Regions from separate parts of the Homo sapiens genome. Here region 2 is linked to region 1. A link is an interaction called in ENCODE POLR2A ChIA-PET data of the cell type or tissue named here. Cell type or tissue: PC-3. All regions are shown on one strand.

What was found. Peaks named below come from ENCODE experiments on the same cell type or tissue, not always from the same donor. Only the 100,000 strongest peaks of a DNase experiment are listed, where the experiment ranks them.
Region 2: POLR2A ChIA-PET joins it to region 1 with 6 read pairs; 2 of 35 experiments call an interaction of 5 or more read pairs at or near these places.

The regions. Positions count from the first base shown.
Region 1 is chr12:58,832,922-58,836,921 of GRCh38, reverse strand. No RefSeq gene overlaps it. Among named protein-coding and RNA genes, the nearest start is that of LINC02388, 53 kb to the right of the region's middle. In PC-3, a CTCF peak has its summit at 2,864; no DNase peak of the experiment used is centred here.
Region 2 is chr12:58,940,795-58,944,794 of GRCh38, reverse strand. The region is part of intron 2 of LRIG3-DT (LRIG3 divergent transcript); the gene reads right to left. Among named protein-coding and RNA genes, the nearest start is that of LRIG3-DT, 22 kb to the right of the region's middle. In PC-3, no CTCF peak of the experiment used is centred here; no DNase peak of the experiment used is centred here; H3K27ac peaks cover 505 bases.

The sequences.
Region 1 (4,000 bases):
CTTCACAGAATTGGAAAAATCTACATTAAATTTCATATGGACCAAAAAAGAGCCTGCATAGCCAAGACAATCCTAAGCAGAAAGAACAAAGTGGGAGGTATCATGCTATCTGACTTCAAACTATACTACAAGGCTACGGTAACCAAAACAGCATGGTACTAGTACCAAAACAGATATATAGACCAATGGAACAGAACAGAGGCCTCAGAAATAATGCCACACATCTACAACCATCTGATCTTTGACAAACCTGACAAAAGCAAGCAATGGGGAAAGGATTCCCTATTTAATAAATGGTGTTGGGAAAACTGGCTAGCCATATGCAGAAAGCTGAAACTGGATCCCTTCCTTACACCTTATACAAAAATTAACTCAAGTGGATTAAAGACTTAAATGTAAAGCCCGAAACCATAAAAACCCTAGAAGAAAACCTAGGCAACACAATTCAGGACATTGGCATTGGCAAAGACTTTATGAATAAAATCGGATAAAGAAAATGTACATATACACCATGGAATACTATGCAGCCATAAAAATGGATGAGTTCATGTCCTTTGCAGTGACATGGATGATGCTGGATACCATCATTCTCAGCAAACTAACACAAGAACAGAAAACTAAACACTGCATGTTCTCACTCATAAGTGGGAGTTGAACAATGAGAACACATGGACACAGGGATGGGAACATCACACACTGGGACCTGTCGGGGGTGGGGGGCTAGGGGAGGGATAGCATTAGGAGAAATACCTAATGTAGATGACAGGTTGATGGGTGCAACAAACCACCATGGCATGTGTATATCTGTGTATCAAACCTGCACATTCTGCACGTGTACCCCAGAACTTAAATTATAATATAAAAAAAAAACTAATGGTAGAAAACAAGTTGCTTATGCAAATTAACTAAAATAAAAGAGAAATTATTTTGCCAATTCTGATAGTTTTAAACCAGATTAGTATTTTTTAAGAGAAGGCAGACCCTTTTTGACACATCAGGGCAAGGCCCCATGGGTTTTCTCAAACAGCTGCAACCTTCTGTTTATATTGAGTAGACTTAAGGGTTTCTAGTGCTATAATACAATCAGTCTAGGCAGGCAGAATGGCAATCACATGAAGAGAAAAAGTTGAGATGTCCTGGAGATGGTCTTCACCTGAAACATTTCCTAAAGTTTGGTCATAGATCCTGAAATTGCACAACCTCTTGGGTTTCAACAGCTTTCTCTGATTGTGCAAAGGGGCCTCAAATCCAAGTGGTAGCACCACTATGGTGCATTTCAGGCACTATGACAAAAATCTTAGGGTATATGTGTGCTGATGTCTTCACTCAGCTGCAAATTGTTCCTTTACTGAACTCCATCTTACCTGAAACCTGTGTTACACAGATAAGTATATACAGCCCTAGATTAGAGTTATTTGTTCTCTAGGTGTCTATTTACTTAGAGTGAACTCTTGGATAAAGTTGTAGCCCAATGCCTTTTATAGAGTAGTAACCCAATGATGTGATTTGATCTGTTTTGATTTGTGTCCCCACCCAAATCTTGTGTTCAGTTGTAATTCCCAATGTTGGAGGTGGGGCCTAGTGGAAGGTGATTGGATTATGGGGGTGGATCCTGCATAAATGGTTTAGCACCATCCCTTTGGAGTTGTTCTCATGATGGAGTTCTTAGCAGATCTGGTTGGTTAAAAGTGTGTGGCATCTCCCTCCATTCTCTCTTCCTCCTGCTCTGGCCATGTAAAGGGCTGGCTCCTCCTTTGTCTTCTGCCATGATTGAAAGCTCCCTGAGGGCTCCCCAGAAGCAGAAGCTGCTATGACTCCTGTACAGCCTGCAGAACAATGAGCCAGTTAAGCCTCTTTTCTTTAAAAATTACCCAATCTCGTGTTTTTCTTTATAGCAGGGTGAGAAAGGACTGATGCACCCAATATATGTTGGTTTCTTGAAATAAGCCAGTGACTGGGGGAAGTTATTAAAAACCATAAGAAAACAAATTCTGCAATCACAGAAAGGAAAATTAAAAAACATTTTGTCAACCATGACAATTTTGTCTTAAACTATTAGAGAAATGTACTTATTATTTTTAAGGGTTTCTACATTCATACCCCAAACTATCTTCTAGTGGTTGCCTCTCATTATTCTGCAACAGCTTCTACATTCTCTTTGGCACAGACCTCATGAATGGAAGTTCTAGTCTCACAGACTCTGTACAGCCTCTCTCTCTCTCTATGCTTCAAATACCTCCCATTTTTAAAGAACCATTTAAAAATATATTTCTTCTGAGAAGTCACACATACTTCCTTATATAGCTGTCCATATTCATAGCTGTTACAGTTTTCATTACCCATTTGAACTTAATTTATTGAATGATATTGTTGGTTACTTTTTACATATTTATATTCCACTTGTATAGCTCAGAGCATTAATTCTTTGATGGGGTTACAAGTCTGTGCCTTTTTAAACCATCTTTGAAACTATGTCAGTGCCTCGGTTAATGCTAAATAAATAGTTGCTAAGTTAAATTGCCTTCCTAGCACACATAGTATGTCTAATATATTTGCTTGTCTCGATAGGCAGCTTAAAAACTCTCTGGAATCTGCCCTTCACTTTATCATTTATTTCTCCATTCTCTTCTTCTTGTAGCCCATTGTATTCAGGGGCTGTTCAACAAATGTTAATGGCCATGATCTTTTCAATCAGCAATTTGTAAAGTGGGTGATTATTATCTATAAGTGACAAGGGAGACACTATTTTCTATTTATGCTAATAAAAGACTTGACTTATGAAGACAATATCTACAAACAGTGAATGGTAAAACTAAACTCCTTAGTTCTTCCAAAGCAAATATGGTCCATTTTCAGGAGGAAGAGTGACATCTATTGTTCAGAAGATACTTGTTGGTGTTTTCTGTTTTTAATTTCTGCATCGATTCATGCCTGTGTCAACAATATAAGCTATAAATAATAGCATGTCTAACACAAAGTGGTACTTGTCGGCCCTTTGTCGCATTGGATATCTAATTTCAGCCCTGTTTGGTTGTAAAGCTTATTGGCAGTTCACACATTCAGCAGTAGCTGTATTTTAATCCATGCCTGTTTAAACAGCAAGTCACTGAAGATTGGAGAAGGGCTATGTGAAAACACAACTAAGCCACAACTTTTTAAATTCCTGAAGAAAACCATGACTTCTGAAGAAATAATTCCTTTAAGCATGCCTGGTGAAATTTGACTTCTTTGTATAAAATTATAGTTATCTAATTTTAAAGAAGAAAAAGAAAGCTTTAAGTTTTATGTTACATGTGACCTATGTAAAAATAACTTCTCCTAAAAGGTCATTGTCAACAGCCATGCTGACACTGACTTGTATGTAGTCAATTTGTATTAATATTTTCTTGAAGATGGAGAATGGCCCAGTGGGGATAATCTGTCATCCAGCCTCAACTTCAATACCTCCAATGACAGAAATTTCACTCTTTTTTGAGGCAGCTACAACATAACATGGTACAACCTGTCTTAGCTTTGTTATAGTGTTGTTGAACAGATCCATTGGTAACATGTGCATGAAAGCATTTTGAAATGTGTTGAGTACTACTACAAGATGTGATGAATACAGTGAAAGCCATGTCTATTCGGAATTCTAGAGGAAGCAGTTCATCTGTATGACATAACTTTTACAAGCTGATTATCCCTTTAAATACTACACAGTCTATATTGGAAACTGTGTTAGAGATTGGTATTTCTAAAGAATATAACCATCTTTGGAGTTTTTTAAAAAGTTTGTCCAAAGATAGTTTAAATTTCCATAAAGTGCTCACATCAGCATTTAAAATACTCTAATTTATATGTTTTATAAATTATAAAGTTATATTAGTCACACAACACAAAATACTTACTATGTCCTAGATGCACTATATGTTGTGGCATAAAGTCCATACCCTCAAGACAGTCTCAAAATGAGTTGATTTCAAAACAATGTGGGATGAGAAAACTGGAGAACATAAAAAGG
Region 2 (4,000 bases), 110 kb before region 1:
AGAAAAAGCATTCAACAAAATCCAGTATCCCTTTATGTTTAAAACTCTCAGCAAAATCGGCATACGAGGGACATACCTTAATGTAATAAAATGTGTGTGTGTGTGTGTGTGTGTGTGTGTGTATATATATATATATATAATATATATATATATATATATATATGAATGATGGAATACTACTCAGCCATAAAAAGCAATGAATTAACAGCATTTGCAGTGACCTGGATGAGACTGGAGACTATTATTCTAAGTGAAGTAACTCAGGAATGGAAAACCGTACATCATATGTTCTCACTGACATGTGAGAGCTAATCTATGAGGACACAAAGGCATAAGAATGATAAAATGGACTTTGGGGACATGGGGGGAAGAGTAGGAGGGGGACAGGGATAAAAGACTACAAATATGGTGCAGTGTATACTGCTTGGGTGATGGGTGCACCAAAATCTCACAAATCACCACTACAGAACTTACTCATGTAACCAAATACCCCAATAACTTATGGAAAAATAAAGAAAGTATTGCTTCTAAGTTCAAAAGCTAGCTCCTTCATTTACTTAGCTTGTAACTTTAAGCAAATTTATTTAGCTTCACTCGGCCTCAGTTTCCCCATTGATGGAATGATAATAATAAGAGTAATTACTATACAATATTATCAGGAGGAACAAGACACAATATAAGTTATATGAAGTTCTTGCCTGGGCATGGTAGTTCACCCTTGTAATCCCAGCAACTTTGGGAGGCTGAGGCAGGTGGATCACAAGGTCAGGAGTTCGAGAACAGTCTGGCCAATATTGTGAAACCCCGTCTCTACTAAAAATACAAAAATTAGCTGGGTGTGGTGGCACACATCTGTAATCCCAGCTACTTGGGAGGTTGAGGCAGGAAAACTGCTTGAACCTGGGAGGTGGAGGTTGCAGTGAGCAGAGATCGCACCACTGCATTCCAGCCTGGGCTACAGAGCGAGACTCCATCTAAAAAAAAAAAACAGGAAGAAGTTCTTAGTCAAGTGTCTAGGGCAGTGGTCCCAACCATTTTGGCACCAGGGACTGGTTTGATGAAAGACAATTTTTACAAGGACAGGAAGCAAGGAGGTGGTTTGGGGATGAAACTGTTCTACCTCAGATCATCAGGCATGAGTTAGATTTTCCTAAGGGGCATGCAACCTAGATCTCTTGCATGCACAGTTCACAATAGGGTTCAAACTCCTGTGAGAATCTAATGCCAAGGTTGATCCGACAGAAGGTAAAGATCAGGTGGTAATGCTCCATCAGCCACCGCTCACCTCCTGCTGTGTGGCCCAGCTGCCAACAGGCCTCGGACTGCTACCTGTCCATGGCCCAGGGGTAGCAGACTCCAGGTCTAGGGTATGGCAAACACTGAAAAGTACTGGCCATTATAATCATTTATCAGGCTTGGAGAGTAAAGTCTAGACTCTGTCGTCATCTTTTCATTGCTGTGGGGTTAATAAGCCTGGGCCTACATCTCATTTTTGGTTTTATTTACTCACACTCCTGTGTTTTTCTGCCAGTCTTGGGTATTACTGCATCCTTTATCATTGGGAGATAGTAAATAGCCTGAGTAAACAGGATTACAACTCAGTCCACAGCTCACTACATTTCATGCCACCAACAGAAAGAGCTGTGGGCACTGTAACTACCTGATTCATATCCCACCAAACTGACATTGAGGTTGGCTCCTGTCTACGTAACAGGCAAAAAGCAAAATGCGTATTAAAATAATTTAGTTTAAGAGTCTATAACTTACTTTGACTGGATTTTACCAAAATGAAAAAAAATTTTAATTGCTAATTGAATTTATCCATGCTTCTAGTCTTACGGTTTTGGTCACCACTTATTTTCTCCTAGTTTTGAAGGAAGTGGTAGGAAACCATTTTCAAATTTTTCTAATGAATGAGTTTCTTCATAAGAATGATTCTGATTTTCCATATGTATGTATTTGATTTTTCTTTTTTTCAGTATTTACTTAGGTTGACATCTGAAAACCTATATAAGAAGTGCAAGTGAATGAAAGCAAATTATAAATAGAAGTGATTAGCTCACCCCCACTAACCCCCCAAAAAGGAAAAAGACTGGCTATATCTTTAGGAAAACCTAACTTGTCTTCTTTTATAAAACATAGCAAAACTACCTATAACTAAAGCACTATATAGATATAGTTTGGTGATTCATAACTTACTATTAAAATATTACTAGCTGGGTGTGGTCACATGCAACTGAGGAAGCTGAGGAGGGAGGATCGCTTGAGCCCAGGGATTGGAGCTTCCAGTGAGCTATGATCTTGCCACTATACACTAACCTCAGCGACACAGTGAAACCTTGTCTTAAAAAATATATATTAAATATAAAAATAAAAAACAAAATATTACAAATATGGCAATCAACATATTACTGCTGGATCAGTTTGAGAAAATGACTACAGAGATTTAGGTTTTCATAGAGAAGACAAATTTTCATTTTCTTTCTTTTTCCAATTTTCTTTTAAAATATTTCTAAAGTTAATTTCTTATAGCAGCTGTGTATATCCCCAAGTGTTAAACAATCTAATTCAAAAGTCAAGTAAGACTGAAGTATTATCTCCATAAAATATAATTAAGAATTTAAAGGTAATATTTTAAGTTTCACCTTGAAGACTATATGTGTTTTTCTCCCAAGGCAATGCCTCTTTAAAAAATCCTAAAGTAATCCCCATTCATACAGTTAAGACATGACTTTATAGTTTTTACTATTAAGTGGAAAAAATAAGTTTTGAACCATTAAAGGTTGAATGTACCCTATAAAAAATAAAACAGGAAAAGCAACGACAACTTCAACTTAAGCTGTATCAGTAGCCGATTTAAGTTATTCACTCCAAACGGTGACATTCTTCCTTCCCCCAAGGGCTTTCCATTTCCTTCTTTTCATCTATTCTTTTGTTTTTTTAAAACTATAACTGAGTTTCCTACAGGAAAGGGAAGCTGGAGTAGCAAAATTTAAATGCATGTACACCCCGTTTCTACTCATTTTTCTCTTGCAGGTGGCTAGAAGTAAGATGTATACTTACTTTTTATTTTTCCTAAAAATACACCCCTGTCACAGGAGAGAAAGACATTTTCTGTGAAATTATAACTAGCCTTACTAAGTGAATATACCCTTTCAAAAGTCACTGAAAGATAAGGAAATGTATCAAGGCATGAGATAAAACAAAGTCAACATTTTAGCCAATGTTTCGTTAAAGTGACAGAGGAAGAGAGCAATTCCAGCAAAACAAAGCAGAAAACCCAAGTGGCTGATAGTTCCACTTATAAAAACTTTAGAAACAAACCAAAATGATATTAGAAAAAGAAACCTAACAGTTATTTTTTAATAGCGCAATTGTTGCTAATTATGTAAAGTCATTGTATTTTTCTTGTCACTTATATTTTGATTGTATGCTATGCGATCTAGTGAGCACATTAAAAACACTAAGTCTCACAAAAAACTGTCTGAAATAGATACTATTATACCTGTTCTATAGATTGGAAACCGAGCCTTAGAAACTCTCAAAACATTGCCAAAGATCACTTAGGATTTGAACCCAGGGCTTAGCCACCATGTAAGTTGATAACATTTCTCCCTACCTTTTCATGTTCTAAGTAGCTACTAATTGCATGGTACCAGGTATTTGGTCTTTATTCATTAGATATTATTAATGTGACCCATTCTTTCATTATTTTATATCAAAATAAATGCTCTTCAACTTTCCTCGGGAACTGCTACAACAAGACTTTGTTTTGTTTCTTCTGTTTTGTGTTCATTCAAGTAAACATTTCATTTAGGCTCCTTTGGAGGGATAATTACTTGGTTAGATCACTCTAAAGTTCTCCAATAGCTTTTTCCTCTCATTTTCTTAAATATTTTCATTAAGTACTCAAAAACTATTTTTAAAAAGGTCCAAATTGTTAACAACAACAACAATAATTTCCTAGGCTTATCTATCCTTTCCATCACCTCTACCTAAT